2 separate regions of the Mus musculus genome follow, and region 1 is linked to region 2. Evidence: chromatin loops called from intact Hi-C (ENCODE). Cell type or tissue: left cerebral cortex. All regions are shown on one strand. Each heading gives the region's core, and the rest is flanking DNA. Links, peaks and the distances in the headings are about the cores only.

Region 1 (5,968 bases), core at 1,238-3,737, 910 kb after region 2:
TCATATTGTTGTTCCTCCTATGGGGCTGCAAATCCCTTCAGCTCCTTCGGTCCTTTCTCTAGCTCCTCCATTGGGGAATGAAGAACACTTATAAGCTATGAATTATTGGTCACATGTTGGCCCTTGGTGGCAGGTGTCCTGGATCTCCATCTTACAAAGCTTAGATCCATCACTGAAGCATTGTAGTGGTGTGGGTGCATGTCTTTGTGTAGGAGATATGTGCATACACATGTATGCATAGGCGATGGAGCCCAGAGGACACCCTCGAGGGCCGTTCCTCAGGTGCCTTCCATCTCTTGTCCAAGACAGAATCTCTCAGTAGCCTGGAACTTTGTCATATGGGCCAAGCTAGCTCGCAGGCTCTGAAGAGTGCCTGGTTCCTCTCTCTCAATCTCTCTCTCTCTCTCTCTCTCTCTCTCTCTCTCTCTCTCTCTCTCTCTCTCTCTCTCTCTCTCCTTTGCTGGGGTTATAACCACACACCATAGGGTCTGGCTTTTTCTGTGGGTTTGAAGGGGATCTGAACTCAAGTCCTCATACCTGCAAGGGAAGCACTTTACCAACGAATCCATCTCCCCAGCCCCATCACCCATAATTCCTAATGTGGCAGAAACAGCATGCTTATTAACAGACCCAAATATATTTAGTCTCTCTGTATATAAGAAATAGGAAAGCCGGGGTGTAAATGTAAGCTTCTGCTTAACAGCAGGTGTCTCTATGGTTTAGATTATTTAGGAGTTCTACAAAACCGTACTAATTGTGGTAGCATCAAGCTGGTTAGAAATCGTCTTTATGTAGCATCTTTCTTTTTCTAACATCCAGAGCCCAGACTGGGAAGTCTCAGATGTTCGCAGAGCATCATCACAAGCCATAGAACTCAATGAGTGTTGAGAGAGAGAGAGATGCTTCAGAAAAGGAAGGGCGCTCACGAGCAGGAGGGAGCATCAGCTTCTCAAGGCAGCATTGAGTTGGTGTCTTAACCATTGATCGCTATATGAGAGCATGGTAGCCCTTATGGTGTCACTGTCCAAAGGCTGTCGTCTGCCTTGGTTCTCTTGCTTTTCCCTACAGGGTTTTCATTAATATCTGAGATTGTGTTAGCCCCAAGTGTTAACAGCCCCAGCCAGCACTGGCCTGGACAGGACAGTCTAGCCTGTTTCACTATTTGTACAAGGGCAAGCAGTCTCCATGGCCCAACAATGGCATGAAACATTCCAGTGTTTCTACTTTCCTGTTAGCTTCTGAAGAGCCTGGGCAGGGAGGGTTCCTTACTGATGTGTCTGCTCTCACTATGTGTCCATGCCTATGTGAAGCTTGCTACCCAGCCCCAAAACGCTCAGCAGGTATCCGTTGAAGAGCTTGTTGCTGCTGTTGCCACCGCTGCCGCCTCCATGGCTGGCCACTATCATTTCTTAAACCTTATGACATCTGACATCTTCTCCAGCCTGAGACTGGGCTGAGACCTGAGGTTTTTACAAGCTTAAGACCTGGATGACATCTGGGTGACTCTCAAGGTCCTCCCAGTTTGAGGCCTGGTCATAGCCCAGTGTGATTCTCTGGGTCTTCTTGAGTTGCAGGGCCAATGAAAGAGCAGTTTCCAGATTTCCCAGGTACCCAGGTAACCTTATCTCATCCTGGAGTGCTCATCCTGCTGCTTATCAGGAGAGGAGCTGTGCCCTGCTGCCATGTGTGGGTCCCTCACGTGGAGGTGATGGCCACTGAGAAGGACAGCAGTTCACATGACCCTCACAGTGGAGATGAGTGTTCACTCAATTAACCTAAGTGAACGAACTCAGAATCCAACAGTCAACTTCACGAAGCCAGAACATGCTGACGTGGTCACTGAGAGGACGTGAGTGTCCTGACCTTGTGGGTGTGTGCTGTCTAGAAGCTGTGACTCTCCCCGGGAGGTGGTGACAGGAAAAGTAGGTACAGCAGCTACAGTTGACAATGCAAATGAACAGGCACAGACGACACACCACGCATGTGCACAGGGCTGACTTGCACAATGCTCCCATTGTGATTACGGGACAGACACGGGATGAAAAGAATATTTTTAACAAAGTGCTGGCGCTGCGCAGCTGTCCCCATTCGTAACGATCCATTAATGTCTCACGCAAAGAGAAACTGTACTGTTTGTTTGGTTTACCAAGGTCAGCACACTGAGAAGCAATTGTCATCACCACCACAGACCTCCTTACATATTTCCCATTGTTCCGAGCCATGCAGATGAGCGCATTGGGATGCAGATTGTCCATCATTAAAGCCTTTGAGAACAGCTTTGTCATTGGTTTAGCTGCAACTTTAGTTCTTCCAGACAGAGTTCTGTGCCTCAGAAAGGAAAGGTACGGATGGTGGACCTGCTCGCCATCTTTGGGGGTCTCGGGACCTGGGAGCTGGAAGAAGAGGCCAACCTTGAGCTCAAACTAAGAGATGTACCAGATCCAGAGACACCACAGTCCCTGATAAAGAGGGGTCATGCCAGAAGGAGGGAGGGAGTTGTGGATGCTACAGGGAAGAAACCGGTCCTCAGAATTCCCATGGAACCAGATACAGGTAAACCCCATGTGCCCAGCACACATCACAGATAAGAGCCCTGGGCCCTGGAGACAACAGCCATCCAGAACCCTTGAGCCCACCGATCAGACTCCATTTCTTACCTGCAGACAGAGCACCCTGGAGGGCTCTGCTCACGCTGGAGGAACGAGGTGCCCAGTCTCTGGTCCACCCCATAGAACCTCGAGTATCACAAATGAATGTGCAGGGCCACCTAGGGCTCTCAGAGAAAAACACATCTGCAGTGTCTTCACACAGGACAGACAAGCATTTGGGTGGTGACATGAGAAACCTTAGTCGGGCTGGGCAAGTGCTTCTCCTCACTGGTGCTGAGCTGGGCTCTGAAGCTGGAGCTCCCCAGACCCATCCAGATGATGTCACCAGCCATGCAGGAGGCAATCGCGGCGTCCTACAAAACAAAGCATGTGACCTCTTCTATCTTTTGTCCCTGTGATAGAGCTTGGTTTTCCCTGAGCACCAACACTGTCTTACCATCCCTGAGGGTGACTCCAGAGAGCAGGAGGGCAGGTTCTACTCAGGGTGCCAGGGGAAATCCTGGTTTCCACAGACACAGCTGCTCCGTGGGTAACGCCTTGCCCATCTTCCATAGGAGAAGCTCAAGTCCCGAGGGCTTCCCTCAGGGCACAGAGGAAGGAGCAGCACCCCACACTGCGTCCTCTCTGTAGAGTAGACTAGGGCTGTGTCTCACAACTATCCGTTCACAGAGAGGTGGGTGAAAATGGAAGAATGTTGTTAAACTATAGATTTGTATTCTTCCCCCCTCTTCCCCCCGTTCCAGGTCCAATTACTGAAGGTTCACTCAACTCAACAACAGAAAACATACCCGAAGCATTAGGTAAGGACTCCCCACGTGGAACCTGGTGAATCTGTGGTGAGAGAATCGGTGGGTTCTTCTCAAGAGACCTTCCCCAAATCTCCTGTCACCATTTGCAGATATTGAGGAAACTGATTTGCTTTGAGGTTCTTCTAAGCTGCAGCCTTACTGCCAACACCAGAGTCAAAACTGCCCTACACTGTGCATACCACTGATCTGACCAGTGCTGTCCCCCAGAGGTGTATGGGTATGGTACAGGTAGAGTTAAGTCTTCTGCTATCCATATTGCGAAGAAAATGAAAGGGACACTAACTGTAACACAGACTATCTGAACCAGGCTCTTGACACTAGATTGAGAAGGTTACCCATGGGCCCTAGGGAGCTAACTCCACAGCACTGGTCCAAAAAAAGCATTGTGATGCAGAGAGACACTATTTCTAGATGCTGCTTGGTTAGCTCCTACTGTGGTCCTGTACCATACAGGGTACATTATAAAAGCCACGAGATAAACATGTCCCAGATTTTACAGAAAGACCACTGATGGTCAGAGACGTAAAGAAAATGAGAAAATCATTGGAGATTATGCCTCACTGAGAAAGGAGCCAGATTAAGAGTGTGAATTTGTTTTATAGCCAGGATGCTTGTGTTAGAGGTGTAACAGGAGAGGTCGAAAGAATAAAATATAGCCACATCTAGGTAAAAATACGGAAGGGTGCCCACTCATGTTTGGGGACAGAGACAGGATAGAATGACAATAGGGTAGGAAGGATGATCATAAATGTCTGGAGCAGACTTTCTGCCTTTGGTTTTGGACGGTGGTTTTGGACGGTGGATTTTTTAGGGACCTAAAACTCTCCTGCCACAGCTCACCCAAAGGCTCCATCACTTTACAGTAGGGTCACCCTGGGAGCCAACCTTTTAACACACGAGCTATAATGGCTGCTCTTGATGGTCTACTTAATTAGATGGAGATGAGTTTAGCACATCTCTAGACCCGTGAGGGAATTCCAAAACCAAGTGGATCCCAAATGCTGTGATCACTGACGGAGTTAATCTGCAGATGGATTCTAAACTTGAATAGGCTATTAGGAAGGGCTAGAAGTCTGGAAGAAGGGACTGGTTGGAGGAAATATGTCACTATCATGTGACCCTGGACACAGTATCTTGCCTTGTCCCCCCTCTTGCTGCTGCTCTCTGATTTGCTTCTTCTTGATGCTACACAAGTAGTGCAGTCACGTGCTCCTAACCACCATAAAGTTTTGCATCACCAAAGGCTCAGAATCAATGGTGTCAAGAGCTATAGATTGAAAACTTGCCCTCTACGTCATTTATGTCAGGTGACTTGTCCCAGGAAGAAAACCTAATGCAGAAAGTTGATATCAATGGCCTGGGGTCATTGCAGTGACCTTGAGACTCTGATGCTTTAGCCTCTGGAGCTGGTCTGTGTGGGGGAGGAATTGGAAAAGCTTGAAGATGCAAACTAGAGAAAGCTTAAGATATAAATTATAGACTGGGCTAAATGAGTGATTCTGTCAGGAGTCCAGAATTCCAGAATACAGTAGGAATATAGACAGTGGGGGCCAGGTGGGCTGGGTGGTTTTATGTCAACTTGACACAAACTTAAGTCGTCTGAGAGAAGGAAACTCAATTTAAAACAAACAAACAAACAAACAAACAAACAAACACCTCAGTAAGATCAAGCTGTAGGCACGTCTGTAGGGCATTTTCTTAGTTAGTGATTGAGAAGGAGGGCCCAGCCCAGTGTGGGTGGTGCTATCCCTGGCTGGTGGTCCTGGATTCTATAGGAAAGCAGGCTGAGCAAGGCATGGGGAGCAAGCCAGTAAGCAGCACCCATCTACGGCGTCTGCATCAGCTCCTGCCTCCAGGTCCTTCCCTGTGTGAGTTCCTATCTTGGGTTCCTTCAGTGATGGACTATGAAGGGGAAGTGTAAGCTAAGTAAACTCCTTCCTCCTCAGGTTGCTTTTGGTCACAGTGTTCCATCACAGCAACAGTGGCGGTAACAGAGACACCAGGCTCATGAAGCTTCACATGGGGGTCTACACTTCAATATGAAAACTTGCAGCTTTGTGAGAAACTGTGTTAGTGAGCTAATTAACCCAGCAGAGGAAACTGTAAGTCAGTCCCTCTTGCAGTCTATGGCATAGAACTACTGCATGCTTTTAGGCAGGTTTACAGTGAGAACATGAGAAAGGGCAGAGAAGAAAGACTTGAAAACTTCGCAGGTTGATCAGAAAAACCTGTGTAAAGCTGTGGACAGGGAAGGCGCAGTTCTGAAGAGCCTGCCTACCAAAAAGAAGGCAAGGACTCTGATTTGTGAAGGACTGTGGAGGAGTTGGTCAGATCCACCCTACACTGAAGGCTTGAAAGGGTAAACTTACTTGAGAAAACAGTGACTCTGGGGCACAGGGCTCACTATTGGGCTGCCCCTGGGGCACAGGGCTCACTGTTGGGCTGCCCCTGGGGCACAGGGCTCACTATTGGGCTGCCCCTGGGGCACAGGGCTCACTATTGGGCTGCCCCTGGGGCACAGGGCTCACTGTTGGGCTGCCCCTGGGGCAC
Region 2 (5,968 bases), core at 1,774-4,273:
AAAGCCTAGCCCTAGCCCTGATCACGATCCACTTTCCTGTCCATTATCATGCTGTCCTGACTCTGCCTTCAGGTACTGACAGAACAACTTTTCTTGTTTTTTTTTTTTAAACACGTCCATCTTTTCTTTTGACACACTGTATAGTGTCTGCATAGTTTAACTCTGGATAGCCTGGAACTCACTCTATAGACCAGTCTTGCCTTGATCTCAGAGATCTGCCTGCCCCTGCCACCAAGTGCTGGGATTAAAGGCGTGCACACACCGCTATATCCAGCCAGTCTTTCTTCTTCTGTTTCCTTTCCCAGGAAGTCTCTCACATGCATCCAGGACTTTGTAGCCAACCAATGTTCTGGCTTATCTCTCACTCACTCAGATTTGAGTAAGAATGAATTGTCTTCGTGTCTCTAACTCTCAGTGAACTTTTAGTAAAATGGGGTGCTTGTTTGTGAGACCTATGGCACCCCACACTGTGTGGGTGTCACAGTGGAAGCTAAATAAGCAACAGCTGGAAATTGCCTGTCTCTGCAGCACGATGGCCACCCATGGATGGGGCTTAGAAGCTACCTCGACCTTGTGTGTGGTCTGCTCATCTCGGTGTGAGGAGATGAGGCCACCTGCATGGTGGGAAGTAGGTCTGCTGCATGTGATACAGTAGTAGTTTAGGAGGGCAGATGGGGTAGGAGAGGTGAACTGGGAAACACTCATTCACTCATTCGTGCGATCAGCCATGTGTCCACAATGATTCCCCAGCCCAGACTCAGGAACAAGCAGACCTGGCCTTTCTGGAAGAGGTCCTTCATGGGAAGGGCCCCTGTCACCTGACATTGCCATCACAAACTTCCTGATGAGGCTCAGCTGTAAGAGCAGCTTCACACTCACACCGTGCCCTCCCTTAGTCTACTCCTGATCCCATCTGACTGGTGATCCTGGGCAGACAGACGCCCCAGGATCCTAAGCTGCAAGTCAGACTGCACAGGCAGCTTCTGCAGGCCTTACTTTACCAAGTGTGACATGAGTGTGGCACTGGGTGGTGAGCACAGTTCACAGGACAGACCTGGGGACGCCTCTGGGAGGGTCATACACAATGGACTTTGTAGATTTGGTGCTAAAGATGGACCTCCATATCAGTCACTGTACACTGCTTACGTGCTTTCTCAGGTGGCTACCAGAGAACTTAGCCTTACGTCTGCAGTTTGTACTCTGTCACTGAGGGACAGTGTGGGTCGGATCAATGTGCCCAATCCTGTTGTGCTCAAGCCCTTCCAGAGTTTTGTAGGAAGCCCTAAGGTGAGGCCACAAAGGCGGAAACCCTGGGGAGAGGCCAGGTCCTCACCCCTAGGAACTGTCCTGCCTGATCCGAGGCTGAGGAGTTCCTTGGCCTCAGGCCTCTCTGTCGTACACTGCATCAGCATGTCCAGGTAAATGTGGATTCTGATGTGGGAGGCTTGGGTGGAGCTTGATGCAGGGTGTTTGAAGCAAGTCTCTGGGTGACAGACATACCAGTGGTCTCCGGACACCACGTGGCAAGGCAAAGCTCCATGCGTGGTGACTTGGTTCTGATGGTCATTCTATGACTTAAGGAATTTGGTCAGCGCTAAAGCTGTGGGCCAGAAGAATGTGGTTCTGCCCTCAAACACATCAGTTCCTCCAGTGCCTGTGACTGACGCCTGACTGTCTGGTAAAGCCTTGGGGAGTGCCCGACCCCTCCCTCACCATGGACCAGGTGGAGAGTCCTTACCAAACACTGTAGCTATGTCATCATCCAGAGTTTCTAAATTTGGCCATTGCTTACCACTTGAACCTGATAGGAAAACAAAACAAAACAATAAAACAATCCTATAGTTTTACAGCATTAAGTGATTTTCACCCACCTCTCTGTGAACGGATAGTTGTGAGACACAGCCCTAGTCTACTCTACAGAGAGGACGCAGTGTGGGGTGCTGCTCCTTCCTCTGTGCGCTGAGGGAAGCCCTCGGGACTTGAGCTTCTCCTATGGAAGATGGGCAAGGCGTTACCCACGGAGCAGCTGTGTCTGTGGAAACCAGGATTTCCCCTGGCACCCTGAGTAGAACCTGCCCTCCTGCTCTCTGGAGTCACCCTCAGGGATGGTAAGACAGTGTTGGTGCTCAGGGAAAACCAAGCTCTATCACAGGGACAAAAGATAGAAGAGGTCACATGCTTTGTTTTGTAGGAAGCAGCGATTGCCTCCTGCATGGCTGGTGACATCATCTGGATGGGTCTGGGGAGCTCCAGCTTCAGAGCCCAGCTCAGCACCAGTGAGGAGAAGCACTTGCCCAGCCCCTGACTAAGGTTTCTCATGTCACCACCCAAATGCTTGTCTGTCCTGTGTGAAGACACTGCAGATGTGTTTTTCTCTGAGAGCCCTAGGTGGCCCTGCACATTCATTTGTGATACTCGAGTTTCTATGGGGTGGACCAGAGACTGGGCACCTCGTTCCTCCAGCGTGAGCAGAGCCCTCCAGGGTGCTCTGTCTGCAGGTAAGAAATGGAGTCTGATCAGTGGGCTCAAGGGTTCTGGATGGCTGTTGTCTCCAGGGCCCAGGGCTCTTATCTGTGATGTGTGCTGGGTACATGGGGTTTACCTGTATCTGGATGCCATGAGAATTCTGAGGACCGGTTTCTTCCCTGTAGCATCCACCACAACTCCCTCCCTCCTTCTGGCATGACCCCTCTTTATCAGGGACTGTGGTGTCTCTGGATCTGGTACATCTCTTAGTTTGAGCTCAAGGTTGGCCTCTTCTTCCAGCTCCCAGGTCCCGAGACCCCCAAAGATGGCGAGCAGGGCCACTGTCCGTACCTTTCCTTTCTGAGGCACAGAACTCTGGAAGAACTAAAGTTGCAGCTAAACCAATGACAAAGCTGTTCTCAAAGGCTTTAATGGTGGACAATCTGCATCGCAATGCGCTCATCTGCATGGCTCGGAACAATGGGAAATATGTAAGGAGGTCTGTGGTGGTGATGACAATTGCTTCTCAGTGTGCTGACCTTGGTAAACCAAACAAACTGTACAGTTTCTCTTTGCGTGAGACATTAATGGATCGTTACGAATGGGGACAGCTGCGCAGCGCCAGCACTTTGTTAAAAATATTCTTTTCATCCCGTGTCTGTCCCGTAATCACAATGGGAGCATTGTGCAAGTCAGCCGTGTGCACATGCGTGGTGTGTCGTCTGTGCCTGTTCATTTGCATTGTCAAATGTAGCTGCTGTACCTACTTTTCCTGTCACCACCTCCCGGGGAGAGTCACAGCTTCTAGACAGCACATACCCACAAGGTCAAGACACTCACGTCCTCTCAGTGACCACGTCAGCACATTCTGGCCTTATGAAGTTCACTGTTGAATTCTGAATTCACTCCGGTTGAGTGACCATAAGACATCAACCATGCTCACATCAACTGCTATCCTAAGTGGACAGCACCTCCCCATGAGGAAACCACACACACTTAGAGTCACAACTTTTCTCCCTGTAAGCAGGGGGAGCACCCTAGGATGGGGTGAGGGTAGCCGTGTCATTTCCCTTAAGGCATTGGAGAAACTCTTTTCACTGTCCCCTCAAGCTGAGGAAGACCTTGGAGAATGATCTTGGAGGTCATGTAGGGCAATGGCCAAAGCTCAAGCTGGGGAGACCTTTGGAGTCATACACAGTACAACCAGATCTCTTGTAGTGTTTGTTTTGCATCCATCAAACCATCTATCCATCCATCCATCCATCCTTCCTTCCTTCCTACCATCTATTCATCCTCCCTCCCTTTCTACCTCCCTCCTTCCCTCCCTTCCTTCTTCCTTTTCTCTTTCTCTCTCTCTCTCTTTCTCTCTCTCTCTCTCTCTTTCTTTCTTTCTTTCTTTCTTTCTTTCTTTCTTTCTTTCTTTCTCTCTCTCTTTCTTTCTTTCTTTTTGAGACAGGGTTTCTCTACAAAGCTCTTGCTATCCTAATACTTGAACTCGCAGAGATTTGCCTGCCTCTGGAGTGCTGGGATTAAAGGTGTGTGCTACTAAAAGCCCAGGCTAGACCTTGTAGTGACCATTCTCAGACTGATGACGATCATGAGGGTCACACAGGGATTTAGTGAGATTTCAAGCTAGAGAAGATGGTGAATGCTGTCCCAGTTTTGACCAGGTCTTAGGAGAAAATTACTAGAAATCATCTCATCGAGAGCAAACCCTTAACAAGCTACTCGAGGAACTTTCAGACATATTCAAGAGTTGTGCACAGGAGTGGACAAGTGAGGCCATCAGCGACACTTGTGAGGACAAGCATCCCATCCCAATTCTGCGTCTTCTGACACCCTCTGACATATAATACTTTGCTATCTAAGTGACCCATATTATATTCCTTTAAGAAAAAGGCAGACCAGCCATAGGCATACATGGATGGATGCTTTAACTTACAGAATAGGAGAAAGAAAAGCCCTAGTCAACATAACCCACGTATGTCTAACTATAGAGGGCTGTAAGTCCACACCTCTGTGTTCACGTCATAGCAGCAGCAGGAATTGACAGCACAGATACTTTAACCTGAACCTGTAAAGACCACAGTGTAGGCAGAGCTCATATCCTGTTAGCTCATACACTGTAGGAAAGACCAGAGGAGTAACCACCACATGTGGTACATACCATACCTTCTGCTAATGGCATTATACCTTTCTGAATGACTAGAGTGACAGCGCTCTTGTGAGACTAACCAAGAAGAAAATATGGATTGTGACAAAACCCATCCGTCATAGCCAAAGCCACACGGGAATGTGACTATGACGTTCCATAGGGTTCACATGAAAGGTGTATAAGAAACCAAGATTGCAAACTATGTCAAGAGTAGACTGCTTGGTGATGCGCTCAAGACTAAGCTAGTCAGAATTTCAGCATGGATGGGGGAAGCCCTGCATCCCACAGTAAATGGCTTCTGAGGAAGGGGAAGTCACTCATTTGAGGATGAGGCCACTGGTAGATTGTGTGTGCCCAGCAGGTGACTACAGACTTGTGTATCTGAGCAACAGCAAGTGGAGTTGGGGCTAAGTTTGGGGCATGTGTGGGTTGGGAAGGAGGTTGTGATAGAAGAATATGGTCCATACACACTGGAAAACATGTATGGAGTATTGAAAGAATAAAAAATAAAAAAAGAGCAGGCTTCTCACTAAGAAGGTCCCTGTATATCAGTGTGACAAATATCCATCACAACAGGTGCACAGATGTCAACACAGGGACACAAGATACACGAGAACCCAGGGTCACATGAAGCTTCCAAATCTCCTGCCTCTCCAGTGACCAACTCTAAAGATATCTAGATGATGAAATGACAAAGAATGATTTCTAAAATGAGCTTAAATTCAAAGGGGCTGAGACAAGCAGCTGACAGAAGACAGCGCTGGACATAAGAGTACTACAGAGAGGAGATGGAGATTCTGAGAAAGAGACACCCAGTAAATCATACAAGAATATGGTAGGAAACCTCACAAAGTACACTGGATCAAGCAAAAGAGAGACTCAGGGGCTTGAAGCCAAGGCTGATAGGTAACCACACTAGGGAATCTAATGAAGAAAAAAGGCAGAATAAATAGAACATACAAAATCAACAGTTGAGCTGGGTGTGGTGGCACTTGCCATTGATCCCAGCACTTTGAAAGCAGAGGTAGGCTGATTTCTGTATGTTAGTGACCAGCCTGGTCTATATAGCAAGCTGTGGGCTAGCCAGGGCTACGTAATAAGACCCTGTGTCAAAAAACAAAATAAAACAAAAATGTCTTTGTCACTATTTGATTGCTATGAAGACACTGACTAAGGCAACTCTTAAGAAAGCATTAAACTGGGCTGGAGAGATGGCTCAGCCGTTAAAGGCTAGGCTCACAACCAAAAATATAAGAAAGCATTAAACTGGGGGCTTGCTTCCAATTTCAGAGGCTCTATCCATTGTTGTGATGGCTGGGAACATAACGTCAGACATAGCAGGCACGG

Evidence for each region. A loop is a pair of places that touch in the nucleus more often than their neighbours do. Peaks named below come from ENCODE experiments on the same cell type or tissue, not always from the same donor. Only the 100,000 strongest peaks of a DNase experiment are listed, where the experiment ranks them.
Region 1: a loop joins it to region 2, with 8 times the contacts of the local background. A loop is called at or near these places in 8 of 42 quality-filtered maps.

What each region holds. Positions count from the first base shown.
Region 1 is chr8:12,577,592-12,583,559 of GRCm38, forward strand. Spaca7 (sperm acrosome associated 7) reads left to right here. Exons shown (of 7, transcript NM_024279.3): 2 at 3,353-3,409. Among named protein-coding and RNA genes, the nearest start is that of Spaca7, 7.5 kb to the left of the region's middle. In left cerebral cortex, for the core only: no CTCF peak of the experiment used is centred there; a DNase peak (open chromatin) is centred at 2,239.
Region 2 is chr8:11,663,298-11,669,265 of GRCm38, forward strand. It overlaps 1700016D06Rik (RIKEN cDNA 1700016D06 gene), which reads right to left. Exons shown (of 6, transcript NM_024271.2): 2 at 1,739-1,801. Among named protein-coding and RNA genes, the nearest start is that of 1700016D06Rik, 12 kb to the right of the region's middle. In left cerebral cortex, for the core only: no CTCF peak of the experiment used is centred there; a DNase peak (open chromatin) is centred at 3,134.